Linked DNA regions of Homo sapiens: region 1 is linked to region 2. The links are chromatin loops, found by intact Hi-C in ENCODE. Cell type or tissue: PC-9. All regions are shown on one strand. Each heading gives the region's core, and the rest is flanking DNA. Links, peaks and the distances in the headings are about the cores only.

Evidence for each region. A loop is a pair of places that touch in the nucleus more often than their neighbours do. Peaks named below come from ENCODE experiments on the same cell type or tissue, not always from the same donor. Only the 100,000 strongest peaks of a DNase experiment are listed, where the experiment ranks them.
Region 1: it touches region 2 in a loop (1.9-fold over the local background); 1 of 110 quality-filtered maps calls a loop at or near these places.

What each region holds. Positions count from the first base shown.
Region 1 is chr11:92,385,160-92,391,412 of GRCh38, reverse strand. The region is part of intron 2 of FAT3 (FAT atypical cadherin 3); the gene reads right to left. Among named protein-coding and RNA genes, the nearest start is that of FAT3, 160 kb to the right of the region's middle. In PC-9, for the core only: a CTCF peak has its summit at 2,906; no DNase peak of the experiment used is centred there.
Region 2 is chr11:92,475,838-92,482,090 of GRCh38, reverse strand. The region is part of intron 2 of FAT3 (FAT atypical cadherin 3); the gene reads right to left. Among named protein-coding and RNA genes, the nearest start is that of FAT3, 250 kb to the right of the region's middle. RefSeq lists a silencer at 5,381-5,581. In PC-9, for the core only: no CTCF peak of the experiment used is centred there; a DNase peak (open chromatin) is centred at 2,660.

The DNA of each region.
Region 1 (6,253 bases), core at 514-5,513, 91 kb after region 2:
AGAGAGGTAGAAATTAGGAGAACAAGGGGACACCTAACCTGGGAATAAACAAGCTAGAAACACTTGGGGAGGTGGGGCTGTCAGGGACTTATACTTATTGGCAAGGTTGCAGGAACACATCTGGGTCTTCGACGGTCTGTCCCCTAGATACCACTTAGAGTCTGTCCACTCTGGGCTCTGGCATTATCAAACATCGGGGAGGGAACAGAAGACAGAGTGAAAGGTTTGAACAAGCACACAATTTTGTCTCACATGGATATAAAATCAAATCTGCTGACTTCTACCTCTTCTCAGTTACACAGCCTTAGGCTACTTGGAGTTGTTAACTGCTCTGGAGTTGTTTTTAAAAATTAAGTGGGTACTATGAGAAATGCTCAGTAGAGAATTTTATCAAGTCACACAAATCAACAGGCAAACAAAAGACAGCTTTGATGGCTTCCCCCTGCACACAAGCTGATGTCTAAACCCTAATCTGCCATTCAAAGGCTCTTTTGCCAGAATGTGGCCCCAATCCAGAACCACAAGATTGAAGAAGCACTTGTTCAACTCTAACTGTGCTTCTCCAGGACTACATTTTTGCTCACCCTGCTCCCAGACCTCTCAGGCTCCTCTCACCCTCAGTCCTCCCAGCTTCTACCCATTCCTGGAGGTCCTGTTTTGGTCATTCCTGCTCCAGGAGGCCATATTAGAGTATTCTTCACTTCTCCTTTTGAATAGTCATTCTCACTCAGACAAGAACTGGTTTTCCTTGCAGGGCAATCCTGTTCCTCATTCTCCTTATAGAAAAAGGAGAATGCCCAAACTTAGTGGTTCACGTCAAAGCTCAGCACAATCTTGGGGCACTGGGAGGACTATGGATTCTAGTGGTCAATCCATTAGCAGCAGGCAGACATCCATCCTCGGAAGGCATGGTAAGTGATGGTGAGCAACCACTATGGCTCCTTGACCCCAGTGACTTCAGATGTTCATTTCAAAAGTGAAGGAGAATAGGTTTAGGCTGGGTGCCCTGAGATGGTCATGGCTAGTGCTGGACAAACTCTCCATACTTGCTTTGCTTCTCTCCCTGTGGGTTAGCCCAGGCCCAGTCCCATCACAGCAGCCCAAGAGACTGCTCCCTACTCAAGTCCTACCTAACTCTCCTTTTCTACCAGCCTAAGGATCCTAGTCTTGGGAGGATTATATAGGGAGGAAAGCTTTTAGATCTTCCTTTAGTCTTTTTCCTAATCTATTATGGCATAAACTCTATTCCTGACTTTACAAGAACTTTATTTTTTATTTCAGGAGCCCTTTCTTCTCTCAACAAAACTTAGCTCTTAAGATCAAAAACTTTGCTTTTAAAACTGTCATTTTTGATGTGGACTTCAAGAGTCTATTTTGAAAGTTTAAAAAAAAAACAGGCTTTTTTCTTTTGCTTCCACTGCTTTTCTACAGACGTGCCTCCCACCTACTCTGCTCCTGCCTAAAATGCCCCTGATTTTCCACAAGGTAATGTGAAGACACTGGTTGATTAGACAGAGACCATACATAAGACGGGGTAAAAAAGAAAAACTCCAAGTTTAACATCTCAGTGTGTTACGTTGCTCTAATTCCATAGTATTTAAGGGAATAAATAGTGGAAACAGACCTGACACGTACCCTGACACTCATGTGATCATCGGCAATTACCTTCTCTGTGCCTCTATTTTATTATCAGTAAAAGGAAAAGTCCATTTTCCTCACTTCTAACTGCTACTGTGAAGATTATTGTAAAGTGCTTCACCAAAAATAAGCCACATCCATACAACACAATAAATGGTAGTTATTGTTAAGTACCAGGCATCTGGCAACTAGGTCCGTTCTGCCTTAAGATATTCTAATATCATTAGTCTTTACCATTTAAATCTATTTTTGTTTAACTTTCCTTGCATGTACGCCTTTTCCTCCATACTTGTAAATTTGCCAACTTATTTTCTTACCTTTAAACAAGAATACAAATAATCTACCTTATGAAGTTGTAAACATCAAGTCAAGGTGTTTATGAATACTTAGCCTGACATCAGGACAGAAAACAGTAGTCACCATTGTTAGGTCCGTTATGGGCAAAAGCCAGGTTCCCAAGAAACTCATCTACGAGCTGGTCTTAGACTTCCTAGTTTCCAGAACTGTGAGAAATCCATTTTCTGTTGTTTAAGCCACCCAGTCTATGGCATTTTGTTAAAGCAGCCCAAACTGACTGAGACACCTTGAGAAAAGTTTTCAATGCTCTGTGTGTTAGTTTTCTTACCTTTAAAAATGGTGCTAATAATAACATCAATGTTACAGTGCTGTTCTGAGAACAAAATGTAAGATTTCATGTGTTGCTATGGCACCTACTGGGTATGGCAGGGGATGGAGAGCTGAACAAACAGGGGTCTTGCCCTGAAGATGTTCCAGGAGAGTATAGGAAAAAGACTTATGCCTAAGAAACTGCCATAGAAAGCCAAGCAACAAATGCATTTGAAGCAGCACAGATAAAATGGAAAGAAAGTCCAGTTCAGGGAAAGGGACATGACCTTCAACAAGTCTGCCATCTGGTCCAAACAAGACAGACAAGCCTATAGACTTCCCACGAAGCATTCTTCTGTAAAGAATTTCTTAGCATTTTCCAGGCAGTTATGCTCTGAATCTCCATACTATTTTGGATATTCTTTTATTATAGTACTTTTCTCATTGATTTGCATATATTTCTTTGAAAATCCATCTTCCCCAGGAAATGAATAAGCTTCTTCAGGTCAGAACTACCAGGCCCTGTTGCTTATATACATGCAATCCCTTATCCCTCCACAAGGAAATCCTAACATCTGGTATAAAATATTAAATCCTAAATAAATTCTGTTGAAACATGTACCCAAGTCTTTATCCTGCTATGTCTGAAATACGTCACTTTAGAACAATTAAGAATTAAATTATAGCCATGTCTTCATCTTTTGCATATTGCTTCCCTACCATTTCTCTTCCAGGAAAGATCTTAACCCAAGGTGTTGAGCACTATCAAACAAATGAGGAATAAGCACTACCTTCCACCCCTCAGTGATAGTTGGGAGATCAGGAGGCATCTCCTCTGAAGACTGGACATATTTAAAATGACCTGACCATGTAAGGGAGTGAGGGAAAGGAGAAGGAAGAGCAGCACCAGATAGATTCAGCCACAAGGTGAGGGCACAGTTCCTCAAATAATTTAATTTCCTTTACCTAAAAAAAAACTATATAAATAATTGTGACACATCCACAAAACCATGCTGAAATAATAAAAATGTCATTGCTTTATCAGCTTGGAGTCTAAACATAAAAAATGATAGTCAGTGCTAATCTACTTTTCTCTGCTTCTAAATGCTGCCTCAAATAGCCTGGCAAAAAGCCCCAAAATGGAAATTAGTAGCTCAGATTAAGTCCCTGTGCCAGAAAAGATCTTTGTACTGTATTTAGAACAAGGACAGTATACCATGGTTCAGTATTGACAGGACAATTACTCTAAGAAGATAGAACTTAGCTCCTGAAGCTACTTAAAATCAAGAGCTATCTATTGACCCAAGTAGGAGATGATCTGCATGAAGAAATCCATGCTTCCCAGCTTCTCCTCCACTGCTGTTCCTCCTCAGCACCACTCCCATTCAGAAGCTCTGCCTGATGTGTCAATGGCTCATCAAAATCCACTTATACAGGATCTTCTCGCCTTAACCTTTCTCTGTCTCCTATATTTTTAATCTAGATAAAAGGTCTCACCATTCCATGCACACCACAACAAGCCAGAAACTTGAGAAGCATCATTAATTCCTTCTTAGTCACTTACCCCTACATCCAGCCACACAGACACAGACACAACCACTGGTTAACAAATTCTGTGAACTGTCCCTCCCTAATATCTTGAGTTGGGTGCTTCAATTCATCCCTTCTCCCCTACCCTTACTTCAGTCCCTTCTTTCTGGTTTCCAACAACTAGTGTTCCTGGCCCCAGTCTATCCCACCACCTTTTCCTTCACCCTGCAACACACACAGATTTTGGCTAGTTTTCCAAAATGCAGATTTGATCTTGTCACTCCCAGCTTTAAAACCATTTAATGTAACCACTCCCACTCACCACTAAAAGAAAGAACCTTCGTGCCTCTCTGCAGCTCAGAGCTCTAGCCATGCTGTATGCACCTCCCAGTTCTCTCACTCTGCCTAATCTTTGCAAATGCTACTCTTGTGTTCCTGGTTTAGAATAATACCTATTTCTCTATTTGGACCTGGTTCCAACTGGACCTCCTTGTGGAAAGGACGCTCTGACGTTCCTTCCCTCTGTTACACACACACACACACACACACACACACACACACACACACACACACACTAGCTCCCATAATCCTTGGGCATTGCTGGCTCATAGCATTTATCACAGTACATTATGAATCCCCTCTGAGCCACAGATCTCCTAACAAGACGGTGGCAACAGCAAACGTCTTTGGCTGTCTAGAATCCCACACAGCTCCTGCCACTCAGTAAGCATTGTTGAAAAGGAATGGGAAAAGATGAATGAATGAAGGCATGATATAGTCCACTTACGTGGTGGGATGATGTAGGATCCGGTCCCAGATCTGTTACCCAGTGTCACTCAAGCTGTAATGGGAGCAGTTTAATCAGCTGAACATTCCAAGGAAATCCCCAAATAAAACAGCCCCTGGGGAGCTCTCCCCTCAAACTGAGTACCAAATGGCTCACCACGTATTTATTGTTTCATGAATCTTCTCTTGTCTTCTCTCAAGTTTAAACTACCCAAGGGCAGTGACTGACATCCATTCATTCAACAACTATCTAATGAATATTAATGATGTGTCAGGCAATAATAATAACTAACATTTATAATGTACTTATTGCTCACGCACTGGGTGAAGTTCCTTTATGCTTTTATGATTGCAGTAGGCAATGAACTAGGGACCAGATACATGAACAACTTTATACTACATGGGAAACGTTTCATGTATGCATTCATTCAATGTCTTTTTCAACAATCGTTTATTGAATGTTCACTATGTTTGAAGTCTTGTATATGTTCCTAGGCATTTTCTTGAGGTAGGTGTCCATATTTTATCAGCAAGGCAACTGAAATACAAAGAGATCAAGTAATTTGCCCAAATCCCATAGCTGAACAGTGACAGAGCTGTGATTTCAAGCTAGATAACAAAACTGCCTCTTGGTTGTTGACCCAAAATAATAAGAATGGTTATTTCTGAGTGGTGGTAGAAAGGATGAGTTTATTTTCTCACTTTTAACTTCTTTCCTTTCTTTCTTTCTTTCCAGCATAGGCTGGAGTGCAGTGGCACTCACTGCAGCCTCAAATTCCCAGGCTCAAGCGATCCTTCCACCTCAGCTTCCTGAGTAGCTGGGACTACAGGCACATACCACCATGCCTAGCTAATGGTTTTGTATTTTTAGTAGAGAAGGGGTGTCACCGCGTTGCCCAGGCTGGTCTTGAACTCCTGGACTCAAGTGATCCGCCCACCTTGGCCTCTCAAAGTGCTGGGATTACAGGCTGAGCCACTGCACCTGACCAATTTTATTTTCTTTTGTGTTTTGCATATTCATGTTTTCTACTTTTCCTCCAGTAAACCATGTAATCTTGAATATAATTTATAAGAGGTAAAAAACTGGCTGACCATGCAATGAAAATAGTTGCTACATTATAATGAAAATGTAAAAACAGATAAGAAAATGCTGATGAGATGAGGTGTCTAAAATCAGCAAGAGGTAGCCAAGCGCAGTGGCTGATGTCTATAATCCCAGCACTTTGGTAGGCCGAGGCAGGTGGATCACCTCAGGCCAGGAGTTCAAGACCAGCCTGGCAAACATGGCAAAACTCCATCTCTTCTGAAAATATAAAAATTAGCTGGGTGTGGTGGTACACGCCTGTAATCCCAGCTACTTGGGAGGCTGAGGCACGAGAATCGCTAGAACCCAGGAGGCAGAGACTGCAGTGAGCCAAGATTGTGACACTGCACCCCAGCCTGGGCAACAGAGCAAGATTCTGTCTCAAAAATAAATAAAATAAAATAAGACTCTGTCTCAAAAATGAAATAAAATCAGCATGAGTCCACTTCTAGACTCTCTACCTACGGACACTTGGAAACACCAGCCCATTTCCTGGGATGCCAGATAACTCAAACATAGCTACAGCATTTAAAGATGTACCGTAATTTAAATGCTTAAAAGGTCTCTTCCTGACTGTAGAAAGAGAAGTAATTGAAAAGAAATAGAAAG
Region 2 (6,253 bases), core at 425-5,424:
GTAAAAAAAAGACCACGTTTAAGAACATATATATAGTCTTACCCAATTTCTCTAGGTAAGCAAGTTAAATGTTATTTTTTAAAAATCTAAAAAATATACATATGAAGTAATTAAAATGATTATCTCTATGGAGTAAAATTAAAGGAAACTTTAATTTTCTAAATTATACTTTATGTGTGCTTTCACAAAAATCGATCCATTTTATAACAATAATTTTTATTACCATTTTAAAGATGCAGATTTTAAGATAGCAGTGCTTTTTAAAAATAAACTTATTCCGAATAGTCTTTTTGCTGCAGTGTCCCACTGGCCACACAACTCAAATATCTGGTGTTTTTCTAATTTCTAGACAGCAACTTAAAGCCTCACTGCTCTGAAATCTCACAAAGGAGAGAATAAATAAAGTACAGTAATTAAGAGAACTAGAACACCAAGTACAAAGCATTTATGTTTTAGATGTTGACTCAATTTATTTCATTAGTTTCCTTTTTAATATCCTGAGAAATTATCTGAACCAATGCAATATTAGTTTTTGTTGAATAATACCAAGAGAATAAATCCAAATCCACCTTCAATTAGAAATCCTCTTCAAAACAATTCCTACACAAAATAAACTAGATTAATGCATATATTCACTGATATAGGTAATACTCTATTTTCTTGAATTTATGTTTCCTATAACCATATAGCTTATCCTGAATAGTTTTTTTTTCCAAAAGCTTTGGAATTTGATTTTGGGAATAATGCAAAGCTAGAAATATCACTAGCATCCCAATAAATAATATAAAGAGGTAGATATTCTTTAGAAACATATTTTTCAAATTATATATAATTTAAATATCATCATTGCCCAGATATTTCTATTTGAATAGGCAAGAGGTGGAAACAGCACAATTCCTTTTAACTGATTGAAATGATTTAGCATTTTCCTTGCAATGCATACTCACATATGAGACATAGATTGGACAAATACTGAATTAACACAATGATTATATTGACAATTCAATTCTGCCTTCCTGACCATCAGTTCAGTTTCTCTTAAATGAAGTACACTCTTAATCATCTTTTTGGAGGCAGAAACTTCTAAGTTTGCAACGATACCTTTTCATTTATATGAATGAGTAAAAGGGGCTGGACATAACATTAGTAGTTTTCCTCAGCTAAAGCTTCACTCACACAACAAACGTTTGCTGGGCACCCCCTTAGGTATCTTCTCTTACTGTCCCATTCATGAAATCATAACTTCACTCCATACGATTGATTCATTTAGACATTTCTGGTCATGCAGCATCCAATGGAAGTATTCCACTAAAGCCAAAATCAGCAACTGGACAACTCCCCAATGCTTATAACTAAGCACTGATGTTCACTTACAGTCACACAAAAAAAATGTGCATTGCTTCCACTTTCATAACCCTGGAGCCTCTCTGATCTCCCAGGAAAAGCCACATGCATCATAGAATGCTGCTGAGAATGGACATATTACATTTTGCTACTAATGTCAGAGAGAACTAGAAGATTTGTTTCATGTAAGCTCACTAGGGTAGTGGAACACAAAGTCAGCTGTTCCTCTTGCCTTTCACCCTATGAGTTGCATTCCAGAAAAAAACTCACCAATGCAGTTGTGGTACTGGGAGAACCTTGATGCCAATGCTTTCCTTAATTCATGGGTAAAAGCTCTGGTATATGTTTCTTCCATAATTTGAGGTACACAGAGGTGGCCGACTCCAAAATATACTGCCTTTGACTCCAAAATATACTGTCTTTGAACTTACTCCAATTTAAAGTTTGCATGCTTGGCACTGTTTTGTTTTGTTTTGTTTTTTGAGACAGAGTCTCACTCTGTCGCCCAGGCTGGAGTGCAGTGGTGCCATCTCGGCTCGCGGTAAGCTCTGCCTCTTGGGTTCATGCCATTCTCCTGCCTCAGCCTCCTGAGTAGCTGGGACTACAGGCGCCCGCCACCACGCCCGGCTAATTTTTTGTATTTTTAGTAGAGATGGGGTTTCACCGTGTTAGCCAGGATGGTCTCGATCTTCTGACCTTGTGATCCGCCTGCCTCAGCCTCCCAAAGTGCTGGGATTACAGGTGAGAGCAACCGCGCCCAGCCTTGGCACTGTTTTAATTGCTTCTTATTCACCCTGTTGGTGAGGGAGGGATTCCCACCGTAGCACTGTAGGGTTGGCTGACCACATGACACCCACACTGGATAGACGAGATGGACAGCAGTTTATTAGTCATGTATACACAAAGTCCAGGGGAGAAGGATACCACACAGGGCCATATAGGAGTTACACTTGGGAGTAAAGCAAATAACTACTATGAAAGGCCAGCTTTGTAGTTCCAAGAGGGTAGAGTGTCCCCTGGTTCTCATGAGACAATGTGATTGGCTTGTTTGAATAATTTTGCAGGAGGGCAGGGAACTGAAGCATACTAATGAGGAATAAGCAGAAATTTTACTTAGTCCCTTTGATAAAGAAGAGTGTTTGACCAAGGGACCTTATCTACAGAGGCAGAATGGGAAGGACAGCTTGTATTTAGGCCATTCAAGGCCTGCATGATTTTATCAGATTTTAAGGCAGCACGTAATATTGAGCCTTAATTTTAGTTCCTACACCCTAGGCACATAGTAAATACTTACAAATACTTGCTAAATGAGTCATTGAATAAATGTTGTGAAAATGGAAGCATTTTAAAACTTTGGAGTCGCTGTATTTGGCCCATGACCTTAGGCAAGTCACTGAACATTTTAGTTGTATTTCAGTCAATTAAAAAATGTTTAAGTCTGGGTGCAGTGGCTCATACCTGTAATCCCAGCACTTTGGGAGGCTGAGGAGGGCAGGATGCTTGGGCCCAGGAGTTCGAGACCAGCCTGAACAACATGGAAAAATCCTGTCGCTACAAAAAAATACAAAAAAAAAAAAAATAGCTGGCCGTGGTGATACACACCTGTGTTCTCAGCTACTAGAGAGGCTGAGATGGGTGGATTGTTTGAGCCTGGGAGGCAGAGGTTGCAATGAACCAAGATAACCCCGCTGCACTCCAGCCTGGGCAAAAGTGCAAGACCCTGTCTCTAAAAAAAAACAAAAAACAACAACAAAGAAAAGAAAAGAAAAGAAAAGAAAAGAAAAGAAAAGAAAAGAAAGAAAGAAAGAAAGAGAAGGAAAGAAAGAAAGCCAGCCAGGCGCAGTAGCTCATGCCTGTAGTCCCTGCACTTTGGGAGGCCAAGGTGGGTGGATCACTTGAGTTCAAGACCAGCCTGGCCAACATGGTGAAACCCCATCTCTACTAAAAATACAAAAAATTTTTAGTAGCCAAGTGTGGTGGTGGGAACCTATAATCCCAGCTACTCAGGAGGCTGAGGCAGGAGAATCACTTGAACCCAGGAGGCAGAGGTGGCAGTGAGCGTAGATCACGCCACTGCACTCTAGCCTCGGGGACAGAGCGAGACTCTGTCTCAGAAAAAAAAAAATGTATCAGATAGAAAGTGCATCGTTTCTGTTTATCTCAGGAGGTTGTCAGGTTGTTTGGGGAAATAAAATTGTTAATATATGAGGACAATGCCCAAGTCCTTTGAGAGTCTTAGAAGACCCTATATCATCTCCTGAGTGAGGAACTCGTTGGAAGCAATAATTGGTAGTCGCCAAGGCCAAATGAGCTGAAGGGCAGTGATGGTAAAACTGGAAGAAAGAGATGGACACCAAGCTTCATGTTGAAGTTAAACCTACAGAATTTCAAAGTCCAGGAGGAAGTTTTACAAAAAGGGAACAAAATGACTCTAATATGTTAAGTCTGGGTGACTGGGAAAATGATGTTGTCATCCGTAGTAAGATTAAATTCAAGAGCAAAACTGGCTTACAAGAGGGGCAAGGTGATGAATTCGGTTACCAGCTGAAGACAGTTTCTTTGAAATAAATATCTTGATCTTTGAAACTGTGTTTTCAAGGCCTAGGAAAACATTTTATTTGGAAAATATTTGCCTGGCCTCACATAGCCAGTGTTTAACCTATAGCTAGCTGTCTTAAATAACTTCTCTATGCTGGAATCTTTTCCCCAAGGACACGTCAGGAAAGTAATATGCCTCTCTAGCTTGCTCACAGGTATACAAGGCCTTCTGGCTTCTACACTGAAGGCTATCACCTGGGACAGTATTACTGACTTCTAACATGCACACAGTTTCCTAGCCCCGTGCCATGCTGCCATGTTGACAGAACTCCTGCAGCACACTCTTGTGTAAGTTAAGCAAGGTCAAGTCTGATTATGACTTGCATAGCCTGAGCTGTCTAACTGGTCTTGTGTTCTAATACAGACATAGAAAAAATCAGTGAACCTTGAATACATTCAACCTTAGATATTTACTCGGCACCTGCTCTAGGGTCAGGTACCAGCTGTTGTTAAGTATAAGAGCTATAAAAAGAAATAACACATTTTCTGTCTTTGAGAAGCTCACACTCAAGCCAGAACACAGACAGTAAAATAAATAAGTACACTAGCAAACATTAGGTGCTAGAATAGATGTAGACATAAAATGTGAGTGAGCAGTTGATTCCAGTGAGATAATAGATAAGGTCAGAGAAAGAACACTGGAGAACATTTAAAGACATGCCTATAAGAACAAGTACTTATAAAAGGACAGAAACAATAATTATCCAAAAAGAAAGGAAAGACATATTCAATTTTTGTGTTTAGATTGCATATATCATTTTGTACCTATTACTTGATTCCCTAAATTAGAAGTCTGACAGTTTGTATTTTTAAAATGCCCTGTTTGCCACCTACACAAAGCAGGAGGCCGTGGACAAAAATACACTTCACACCAGAAACTCCAAAATAGTGAAATCTACATTGTCATCTGTTCTATAAAACAAGCAGTCTCACATTACCATAGAAATCTCCATTCTTTTCTGTGGGAAAGTATTTTAAATAAAGCTGTCAGACAGTCTCAATTAAAAATAATAAACAAAAGACCATTTATGGTCCCGTTGGATTCACTACTAAAGTTCATTAACGAACTTACCATCAGGTATTCAGAAGCTAAAAGGTAGCATATGGAGGAATTTCCAACACAATTAAAAGACACTATTTATGTTTTCCATTACCACCATTGGCTTCTGGCAGTCTGGACGGAATTAAACAACTGTCTACACAAATCAAAGCTTCACGTGGTGGTCATGGTGGAAGAACAAATATGCAAGTAGAGGAGAAAGTCACAGGAAATATACCTGATATGGGCAACTTCTTGTAATTTTCCAGAAAAAATGTGGTTAATTTTTAGTTCCTCAGTACCACTGTCTTCAACTTGATCCTCTAATACAGAGTATTCATAGTACCCACTGCATTTAAGTAAATGTGAGGCTCCCTTTTCTCTCCATGTTGATTTCTTTCCCCAAGCACTCTGAGTGTCTTCGTTTATAAAGCTTTTTGTTCTTGCAGAGATCAGGACTTTTCACACAGCCCATTTATTAGGTTTTGATAAGAGTCAATGCATTTATGTGTCTTCCATTCACCCCCAAGTACGGCTGTATTCATTTGCTCTCTGCTTTCTGCAGCATCTCATGTTATTGCCTCATTTTGTGCTTTCTGCATGTGTATGTGTACAAGGTGGTGGTGTGTGTACTGGTCTGCTGATAAGACCAAGGAAATTCTAAACTCTCTTTCTGCCTCCAAGATAAGAGATAGTAACCTAGGATGGGCAGAAGCAAACCTGACTTGCTGTAATTTTCCTTACAACCCAAATGTACTTAGATGGCTTATATAAATGGTTTTGAAACTAGGTTATACAAATAATAGATATTATTGTCAGTCTGACATTTCCATCTGGTCAATTGCTTTCAGGTGGCTTCAACAAAAAGATGGTGATCTAGCCAAATCCAAAATAAGTTAAAGGATGCTTTCTTGATATGCGTATCCCAAGTCATTTTCTCAGTATTTGGTAGACCTCTTTACTGTCCACCCACCCAGCCCTGACACTCTCTCCCTTCCCCTGCACACACTTGTATACACACACACACGCACACACACACACACTCACACACTCACTGCTGGCCAGCCCAGTGTCTCCATTAGACATGTGAACCTTGAAAGGGAGGTGATCTCTCACTTGAGCTGTCTCATAAATCACTAAACCTTCTTCCTTTGCTCCACATTAACCTTCGGTCTTTAATTTCTTCCTTTTCACTTGATTTTATGACCTGCTCTCTCCATAAAGCCTTTTTATGAGGATTTGTATGGAAGTGACTCCCTACAAATAAATTTA